Linked DNA regions of Homo sapiens: all the other regions are linked to region 3. The links are chromatin contacts, found by Hi-C or POLR2A ChIA-PET in ENCODE. All regions are on one chromosome and are shown on one strand. Each heading gives the region's core, a stretch centred on a gene start or an enhancer-like site at or near the end of the contact. The rest is flanking DNA. Distances are from core to core; before and after follow the strand shown. Region 1 holds the start of GLI1 (GLI family zinc finger 1). Region 2 has its middle 12 kb from the start of PTGES3. Region 3 holds the start of NEMP1 (nuclear envelope integral membrane protein 1).

The links. A loop is a pair of places that touch in the nucleus more often than their neighbours do. ChIA-PET counts read pairs that join two places held with the same protein, here RNA polymerase II (POLR2A). Pooled maps may share reads with other maps.
Region 1: a pooled map shows a loop between it and region 3 (4-fold over the local background). The contact joins the promoter of GLI1 here to the promoter of NEMP1 in region 3. A Hi-C loop is called at or near these places in 1 of 168 maps with a recorded cell type or tissue (HCT116), 5 of 37 single-sample maps with no recorded cell type and 14 of 50 pooled maps. POLR2A ChIA-PET finds 5 or more read pairs at or near these places in 4 of 52 experiments (BJ, Panc1, WTC11 and 1 more).
Region 2: a loop to region 3 is called in a pooled map, with 2.1 times the contacts of the local background. The contact joins the enhancer-like site here to the promoter of NEMP1 in region 3. A Hi-C loop is called at or near these places in 1 of 50 pooled maps. POLR2A ChIA-PET finds 5 or more read pairs at or near these places in 8 of 52 experiments (A673, B cell, GM10248 and 5 more).

What each region holds. Positions count from the first base shown.
Region 1 is chr12:57,458,024-57,461,141 of GRCh38, reverse strand. It overlaps GLI1 (GLI family zinc finger 1), which reads right to left and starts at 1,357. Exons shown (of 12, transcript NM_005269.3): 1 at 941-1,357. It overlaps LOC124902947 (a long non-coding RNA gene), which reads left to right. Exons shown (of 2, transcript XR_007063335.1): 2 at 1,581-3,118. It overlaps INHBE (inhibin subunit beta E), which reads right to left. Exons shown (of 2, transcript NM_031479.5): 2 at 3,117-3,118. RefSeq lists enhancers at 1,629-1,678, 1,689-1,768.
Region 2 is chr12:56,699,140-56,702,276 of GRCh38, reverse strand. No RefSeq gene overlaps it. Among named protein-coding and RNA genes, the nearest start is that of PTGES3, 12 kb to the right of the region's middle. RefSeq lists silencers at 1,360-1,419, 1,368-1,522. Within about 2 kb of position 1,441, at least 6 of the 41 ENCODE cell types and tissues checked have a DNase peak (open chromatin) inside an H3K27ac peak, as active enhancers do; they include A673, where a contact is called at or near this core.
Region 3 is chr12:57,077,255-57,080,641 of GRCh38, reverse strand. It overlaps NEMP1 (nuclear envelope integral membrane protein 1), which reads left to right and starts at 1,851. Exons shown (of 9, transcript NM_001130963.2): 1 at 1,851-2,023. The coding sequence starts at 1,897. RefSeq lists enhancers at 1,877-1,926, 2,047-2,296.

The sequences.
Region 1 (3,118 bases), core at 108-2,607, 380 kb before region 3:
CCGAAAGCTAGCTGCCCAGTGCTGATTGTTTCGGGGTCATGGGACCTGAAAGAGGATTCAGAGCGGGGAGCAAGGGCAGGCAGGGTGGTCTGAGCCAGAGGAGGGGCCTCGATCCCCAGCTCCCGTTTGGGCGGGGTGCCAACGGGGATACACAGGCTGGCAGTGGCCAGTGGTCCCGCCCAGCCCCGGTAGGGGTCTCCCTGCGGCTGGCTCCCGCTGCCCCGGTGGTCCTGAGGTCAGAGGGTCAAGACAAGGTCTCCCCGGCTCCTCCTGAGCTCCTTGCCCACAGCCCTTGGGACTCAGGAGTCCAAATTGCATGGGGTCATTCTAGGGCCTTCACTAGACCTTGGACAGCCCCCCCCCGCCCCAGCCCCCTTCCAAGTCCAGAAGACACTCCTTTCCCCTAAAGCACAAGCATCCACTGGCACATCTGTCACAAGACAGGTCAAAGGTTCAAGCCTGGCTGGCCCCTAGTGGCTCTGTTGCCTCCCACACACCCGTCCCCACCCCACCTGGAGCTCCCTCCTTTGCAGTCCCCACCTTTCAGAAACACTGACATCTTCCTACCCCACGCGCAGACACACACCTGGGGTTACCTCTCTACAACGCAGACCTCCAGCTAGCCATCCCTCCAGCCTCTTAAACTTAACCGCATGAAAGTAAGATATTTCTAATATATGGGAGAGGCGGAGACAAAGACCCACGGTTCCCTGAGACAGAGATACACAGACTGACAGAAGAAAAAAAGGGAAGAAAAAGAAGATACAGAGAAAGACACAAGTGAAAAATCTGGAGTTTCTAATGTCTCACCCCAGGCTCTCCCACCCCTATTTTGCCTCTATGTCCCGGGTCTGGGATGAGTCCCTAAGAAGCTGAGCATCCCCTCAGGCCCCCTCCCCCACTGCTCCCAGGTGGTCCCCCGCCTGCCCCCCCTTCTCACCTCTGTCTGGGCGCTGGGCTCGGGATGCGCGGTCCAGGGCTGGAGTCTGGGCTGGGGGGTGTGCGGTGGGGAGGGGGGGCGGAGAGGGCCACGGCAGCGCAGCCTCGATGCCACCCCCACCCCCCCAACCTGGCCCCCAGCCCTCCCGCCGGCCCAGCCCGCCGGGCCGCAAGCCCGGACCACCCGCGAGAAGCGCAAACTTTTTTTTTCCCTTTTGCAAAAACTTTTTCTCTCTCCAGCCGCTGGCGCGCCGCCGCTCTTCCCGCTCGCCCCTCACCTCCCTTCTATTTCCCTCCCTCTTGCCGTTCTGGAGGATGAGGCGGGGTAGCTGGAAGCAAGAGAAGGGGTGCCGGGCTTATTGCACCCCCAGGACCCCCAGGATCCTCCCCCTCCCTTGAGGGACCCTATACTGCTTACGCCCCCCCCCCCGCCCCGGCTGAACACGCTGCTGTTGGTGAGTACTAAATCCCGGCTTGGATTTCTGGATCGGCTGGCCCCAAAGAGGCCCCGACAACCAGATTGAGGAAAATATTGCGGGGCAGGGGGAGAAGTTCAACCGAGAACGATAATAGTGGAGGTAGGGTAGTCGCCTTTGGTTGGTGCTAACTGAGCATTCTGCCATCCTGTGGTTTATCTGCAGGCCTCACCCTTTGGATGGAACTTGCAGCGGCCGGGACAGAGTTGCGGTTTGGGGCAAATCAAGTTGGGTTGGGGGCTCTGGAAGAAGGTGAGGAGTCTATGGAGCATAAAAGCAAGGAGCAGCGGCTGAGGCTCTGGGTGCAGGGTGTGGTTCACGAGGTCACCAAGGAGCCCTGGGACTGAAGCCCCTTTCCCTAGAACCCCGGCTCTACGTCTCGAAGTTCTGGAGGGTGCCGCCCCTCCGCACCACGTCACTGCAGGCTCTAGCTGCTCTTCCAGGCTTTCTGCTCCCTCTGCTGGCCGTTCTCACACATGACACCCGCTCGGAGTCGAAGCAGAAGAGCTGGGGAACTGAAGGAGGAGCCCAGTTGAAGGAGGAGCCCCTCACTAAAGCCCACTTAAAAGCCCAGGAGGTGGATATGTGAGCTCTGAGAAACGGAGAGGCAGAGGTTGCTATGCCCAGCGGTACTGCCTGACAGGGAAGTGCCCTGCCTCTTTAGATTTGCATTGCCATCGTGACCGGATATAAGGGAGGGGCAGCATTTCAGTCTCTGATTTTTATGAGAAAGAGGAGGAAGCATGACAAGGAAAAAGGGCACCCTCTCCCCTTTTTTTCAACCCCACAGGCAGACCTCCCACATCCTAGCTCTGCTTCCAAGAACCACCCCCTTGGGTGTGGAAGGTCAGTGGGTTAACTGTTCAGTCTGAGGGTCAAGGGGGAAAAGAAAAGGTGAAGGTAGGGGGAGATCTGGGACTTTGACCCAGGCTAGTTATCCCCAGAGGGTCAGAGACCCAGCTCAGTCAGACCAGACTAATGGGCACTGAAAAAAAGGCACCCCACACATGCTCCTGTCCCAGCCTCGAGCCCCTTCTTCCAGAGGAGCTATTTATGTATTTATGTATTTATTTATTTTTATTTGGGACGGGGCCTCACTATTTGCCCAGGCTGGAGTGCAGAGGCTATTCACAAGTGTGATCATAGCCTCGAACTCCTGGGTTTAAGCGGTCTTCCGGCCTTAGCCTCCTAAGTAGCTGGGACCACCGGTGCCCAGCAAGAAGAGCTCTCTTAGAACACCTTACTTTCTTCTCCCCACCCAGTTCTATAGACCAGTGAGTCTCAAACTTTTTGGTTTCCTCTATACTCTTAAAAGTCATTAGGTTAGGCACAGTGGCTCAGACCTGTAATCCCAGCACTTTGGGAGGCCAAGGCAGGCGGATCACCTCAAGTCAGGAGTCCGAGACCAGCCTGGCCAACATGGTGAAACCCCATCTCTACTAAAAATACAAAAAATAGCTGGGCATGGTGGCGCAGGCCTGTAGTCCCAGCTACTCAGGAGGCTGAGGCAGGAGAATCGCTTGAACCTGGGAGGTGGAGGTTGCAGTGAGCCGAGATTGTGCCACTGCACTCCAGCCTGGGCGACAGAGCGAGACTCCGTCTCAAAAAAAAAAAAATCATTGAGCTTTTGTTCATATGATTTACATCTATCAATTCACCACATTAGAAATTAAAACTGAAAAAGACTGTAACACAAGACCATA
Region 2 (3,137 bases), core at 192-2,691, 380 kb after region 3:
TTACAGACATGCACTACCACACCCAGCTAATTTTTATTTTATTTTTTTGTATTTTTTTGTATTTTTAGTAGAGACGGGGTTTCATCATGTTGGCCAGGCTGGTCTCGAACTCCTGACCTCAGGTGATCCACCTGACTCGGCCTCCCAAAGTGCTGGGATTACAAGCATGAGCCATAGTGCCCAGCCAAGATCTCTGTTTTAATGTTAATGCTGGTCAGTTGTGCCAGAACTCCAAAGGGAAGAGAGTATAATGAGGCATATTCAATGCCTCCCATTCCCCACATTGCCTGAACTACTTTTTCAGGAGTTTGGGGGTCCTCTTGGCCAAATGGGGATCCATTCAGTCAGTTGGGGGGCTTAAAATTTTATATTTTTATTTATTTATTTATTTATTTAGACAGAGTTTCGCTCTTGTTGCCAAGCCTGGAGTTCAATGGCCCAATCTCGGCTCACCACAACCTCTGCCTCTCGGGTTCAAGTGATTCTCTTGTCTCAGCCTCCGGAGTAGCTGGGACTACAGGCGCACGCCACCACACCAGGCTAATTTTTGTATTTTTAGTAAAGACGGGGTTTCACCATGTTGGCCAGGATGGTCTCGATCTCCTGACCTCGTGATCCACCCGCCTCGGCCTGGGATGACAGGCGTGAGCCACCGTGCCCGGTCTAAAATTTTATTTTCTACAGTTCTAACACCCAGAAGTGAGATTGCTGGATTTTTGATTTCTGAATTAAGCACAGAGTTTCCTGACCTGTGTCCCAAGAATTGCCTTTACAGTCCCACTGATTTGTTGATCTAGTTCTTAGAAATCTTAATTAAGACCCGGTGCGATGGCTCATGCCTACAATCCCAGTACTTTGGGATGCCAAGGAGGGTGGATCACCTGAGGTCAGGGGTTCGAGACCAGCCTGCCCAACATGGTGAAACCCCTGTCTCTACTAAAAATACAAATATTAGCTGGGTGTGGTGGCGGGCACCTGTAATCCCAGCTACTTGGGAGGCTGAGGCTGGAAGGCTGAGGCTGGAGAATCGCTTGAACCCAGGAGGCGGAGGTTGCAGTGACCGGAGACCACGAATTACACTCCAGCTTGGGTGACGAGTGAAACTCCGTCTCAAAAAAAAAAAAAAGAAATATTCATTAAATTAGATCTTTCTCTGCCTTTTCATTTGGTATAAATCTGGCTTAATGAAGCAGACACTGCCTACATGCATTTAATGACTCTAAGAAAGCAGCAACTCCCAAAGGACACAAATTAAGGATGAAAGTTTCTAACTGCTCTTGGCCAACTGTATGATGGAGAGTTGTGTCAGGAAGTGAAGAAATTTCCTCTTTTGTTATTTAAAAGGGAGACTAAGAGACTGTGGTTAGCAATTCATAATAGCCTGTGTCTCCAGCCCATGAGAGTCACTTGGGGCCGGCGCGGTGGCTCATGCCTGTAATAGCAGCACTTTTGGAGGCTGAGGCGGGCGGATCACTTGAGGTCAGGAGCTTGAGACCAGCCTGGCCAATATGGTGAATCCTTGTCTCTACTAAAAAAACAAAAATTAGCCGAGCCTGGTGTCAGGCACCTGTAATCTCAGCTACTCTGAAGGCTGAGGCAAGAGAATCGCTTGAAGCCGGGAGGCAGAGGTTGCAGCAAGCCGAGATCGCGTCATTGCACACCCGCCTGGGCGACAAAGCAAAACTCCCTCTCAAAAAAAAAAAAAAAAACAAAAGGCGGGGGGCAGTGGCTCACGCCTGTAATCCCAGCACTTTGGGAGGCCGAGGCAGGCGGATCACGAGGTCAGGAGATCCAGACCATCCTGGCTAACACAGTGAAACCCCGTCTCTACTAAAAATACAAAAAATTAGCCGGGCGTGGTGGCAGGTGCCTGTAGTCCCAGCTACTCAGGAGGCTGAGGCAGGAGAATGGCGTGAACCCGGGAGGCGGAGCTTGCAGTGAGCCAAGATGGCGCCACTGCACTCCAGCCTGGGCAATACAGCGAGACTCCATCTCAAAAAAAAAAAAAAAAAAAAGAATAATTTTTGACCTTGATTTACCAAGCGTGGTGGTGCGCCCCTGTAATCCCAGCTACTCCGGAGGCTGAGGCAGGAGAATCACTTGAACCCGGGAGGCGGAGGTTGCAGTGAGCCGAGATCGGCCATTGAACTCCAGCCTGGGCAACAAGAGCGAAACTCCTTTTCAAAAAAAAAATTAGCCAGGTGTGATGGCGCCCGCCTGTAGTCCCACCTACTTGGGAGGCTGGGGCGGGAGGATCACTCAAGCCCAGAGGTCAAGGCTATGGTGAGCAGAAATCGTGCCACTGCACTCCAGCCCAGGTGACAGAGTGAAACCCTGTCTCAAAAAGATAAAATAAATAAGGCCGGGTGCCGTGGCTCACCTCTGTAATCCCAGCACTTTGGGAGGCCGAGGCAGGTGGATCACCTTAGGCCAGGAGTTCGAGACCAACTTGGCCAAGATGATGAAACCCTGTCTCTACTAAAAATACAAAAATTAGCCAGGTGTGGCGGTGCGCACCTGTACTCACAGCTACTTGGGAGGTTCAGGCAGGAGAATCGCTTGAACCCATGAGGTGGAGGTTGCAGTGAGCCAAGATGGCACCACTGCACTCCATCCTGGGTGACAGAGTGAGACCCTGTCTCAAAAAATAAATAACAAAGAAACAGAAGACAGCCTTTTTAAGAAAAAGGAATGGCTGGTCAACTATGTCAAAAACTTCTGTCAGAGGCCTTTGAAACAGAGCAACTCCATCTTGAATAGGAGCAGGGTAAAATGAGGCTTAGACCTCCTGGGCTGCATTGCCAGGATGTCAGGCATTCTATGTCACAGGATGAAATAGGAGGTTGGCCCAAGGTACAGGTCACAAAGACTTTGCTGATAAAACCAGCATGTGGTAAAGAAGCTGGCCAAAAACCACCAAAACGAAGATGGTGATGAAAAATGACCCCCTCGTCATCCTCACTGTTCATTATATATGCTTATAATTCATTAGCATGCCAAAAGACACACCCACCAGCACCATGAAGGTTTACAGATGTCATGGCAAAGTCAGGAAGTTACCCAATAAGTCTAAAAAGGGGAGGAGCCTTCAGTTCAGGGAATTGCCATGCCTTTCCCAGAAAGCTCATAAATAATCC
Region 3 (3,387 bases), core at 602-3,101:
CTGGGATTACAGGCATGAGCCACCATGCCCAGCCCATTTTGACTTTTTTTTTTTTTCTCTTTTGAGACAGAGTCTTGCTCTGTCACCCAGTCTGGAGTGCAATGGGGCGATCTTGGCTCACTGCAGCCTCCGCCTCCTGGGTTCAAGGGATTCTCCTGCCTCAGCCTCCTGAGTAGCTGGGCTTACAGCCACCTACCACCATGCCTGGCTAATTTTTGTATTTTTAGTAGAGACGGGGTTTTGCCATGTTGGCCAGGCTGGTCTCGAACTCCTGACCTCAGTTGATCCACCCGCCTCGGACTCCCAAAGTGTTAGGATTACAGACCTGAGCCACCATGCCCGGCCCATTTTGACTTTTAAAAAGGTCCTTGTTTTAGACCAGGTGCAGTAGCTTACTCCTGTAATTTCAGTAATTTGGGAGGCCAAGGTGGGATAATCACTTGAGGCCAGGAGTTTGAGGTCAGCCTGGGCAACATAGCAAGATATTGTCTCTACAAAAAGTAATTAAAAAAAATTAAGCCAGACATAGTGGCTCATGCCTGTAGTCCCAGCTACTTGGGAGATTGAAGTGGGAGGATCATTTGATCCTGGGAGTTCGAGGCTGCAGTGAGCTGTGGTTACACCACTGCATTCCAGAAGGGTTACAGAAGGAGACCTTGTCTCAATAACAACAACAACAACAACAACAACAATGAAACAAACAAATAGCTGGGCATGGTGGTGCATCCCTGTAGCCCAACCTATCTAGGAAGCTGAGGTGGGAAGATGGTTTAAGTCCAGGAATTCAAGGTTACACTGAGCTGTGATGGTGCTGTTGCACTCCAGCTTGGGTGTCAGAGAATGACCCTGTCTCTAAAAACATTAAAAAAAAAAATTCTTGTTTTGAAAGCTTGAACCTTCCCCAGGAGATGCCCCCTTCCTTGAATTCCTCAATTCATTTGGCTCTATCATCTGTAGTTTTCCTACCCATCACCATCAGATCCTCTTAAAAAAAAAGTTTCAATTTCTACTAACAGTTTCTGAACACCTGGATCTCTGCTGGGCCCTGTGTTAAATCATTGAATGGGAAGCAGCTAATCCATATAAATAACTCCGGCTTTGGAGTCAGTAGGATTTAGGTTGGGATCACAGACCAGATGAACTATGAAATCTTGGGCAGGTTCCTGTGGCTGTCTTGGCTTTGGCTTCTTAAATGGAGAGAATTATATTTGTCTCACAAGATGATAAGAGGAATAAATGAATCTTTCTTAATCCTAACATTAATTTTACTTCCAAAAATAAAAATCCTATGAATACATTTTTAAAAGCTAATGTTTATGCTTATAAAATATTGACACACACTTTTTTGTGACTTCTATTTTAAATCCTTTAGGACTTTGGAGAACCACACTTTTGTCAGTCGACTTTAAAAATCGTCCTATCAGGGTCCTACTCATAAAGCGATCTCAATTGTAGGCGTCTCATAACAGAAAGGTCGTGATAAAAAGTAACCGAAAGAAAACGGAAGGAACTTCAGACAGCTTCTATGGAAATACCGAGTTTGGTCAAGGAGGCCTCTCCCATTCCGATTTTCTATTGGTTAAACTTACCATCAATCACACCAGTTGTAAATAAACTGAAGACGGAAGCATGTTGTTAGCGGGGTGGGATCTTCCTGTCGCCACTGCTAGGGTGAGAACCCATTTTCCAATAGGCTGAAAGCTGCTTTTCCCGCCCTCTCTCTTCAGTTGCTAAGGGGCGGGACTCATAGGGCCCTTGGAGGGCTGGGTGCTCGAAGCCCTGCCCATCCCATTGGTTGATAGGGGCGGGTTTCGTAGAGGATAGGCTGCTGTCGTTGCCCGTTCGGAGTTAGTTGCTGGGGTAAGGCACGTGAGGAGGAGGTGGCTTGAGGCAACCATGGCGGGAGGAATGAAAGTGGCGGTCTCGCCGGCAGTTGGTCCCGGGCCCTGGGGCTCGGGAGTCGGGGGCGGTGGGACAGTGCGGCTACTCTTGATCCTCTCCGGCTGCTTGGTCTACGGCACAGGTACCGCCCGGGCAGCAGCTGCCAAGGGGGCAGGTGCCGAGGGGGTTATTTTTGGAAAAGGGATTGTCCCGAGGGCGCGGGCCGTTACTCTGCAGAAGGGCGGTGGCTCTACCGAGGGCCGCCGGCGTAGTGTGGTGGAAGAAACTTGGCAGGCTAGTGGGCGTCGGGACTGAGGGTCTGGGCCCTGAAGCGGGCTGGGGCAGCTTCCAGAGTGGGGAGGAGCCTGAAGCCTTTTGGCGGAGACAGGAAGGGAGGCCTAGACTGGTTGAGAAGCAGTCCTGGGGGCTGTGTCTCGTTGCAGAAGCCTTGAGTTTCTTGGTTAAAAGCGAGAAAACCTGGGGACCATTCTGGGCAGGCAGAGCAGCCGCGGGAAAGGGACCATCTCATTCATTCGGCAAATCAGCAAACACCATCTGAGCGTATGCTCTGTCAGGACGCAGGGCACGGGTGGCAGAACGGATGTAGTTGACAGAAATGCAGTGATCTCTACTATCTTCTGCTCTTGTAAAACCTTGATTCCTTACCGCCCCCGGCCCGCGAGATGGAGTCTAGCTCTGTCACTCAGGCTGGAGTGCAGTGGTGCGATCTCGCTCACTGCAACCTCCGCCTCCTGGGTTCAAGCAATTCTCCTGCTTCAGCCTCCGGAGTAGCTGGGATTACAGGCACCCGCCACCGCGCCCGGCTAATTTTTGTATTTTTAGTAGAAATGGGGTTTCACTATGTTGGCCAGGGTGGTCTCGAACTCCTGACCTCGTGATCCATCCGCCTTGGCCCTCCCAAAGTGCTGGGATTACAGGTGTGAGCCACCGTGACCGGCCAAATAATGCATGTTTATTTTAGATGATTTGGCAAGGTACAATTAAGTATAAAGAAGCAGGCAGAAACCACACTGTTAATCCATTCAGAAGCAATCTATTTTAGCACACTTTCTTCTGATCTTTTTCCACATATTTTTAATTTTTTATGAATTGATAATTTGTATCCAGTTAGTACTCTAGTTCTCTTCCCTGGAGGCTGCCAGTCGTTACCAGAGATAGTTTTCTCGTTTGATTTTGTAGTACAATAATTTTCCCAAGTAATTTAAAATTCTTTTTTTGTTTTTTTGTTTGTTTGTTTGTTTGAGATGGAGTTTTGCTCTTGTTGCCCAGGCTGGAGTGCAGTGGTGCAATCTCAGCTCACTGCAACCTCCGCCTCCTGGGTTTAAATGATTCTCCTGCCTCAGCCTCCTGAGTAGCTGGGATTACACTTGCCCGCCACCACGCCCGGCTAATTTTTTTTTTTTTTTTTTAAACAGAGTCTCCCTCTTTCGCGCAGGCTGGAGTGCAGTGGCCAGATCTCGGCTCACTGCAAGCTCCGCCTCCCAG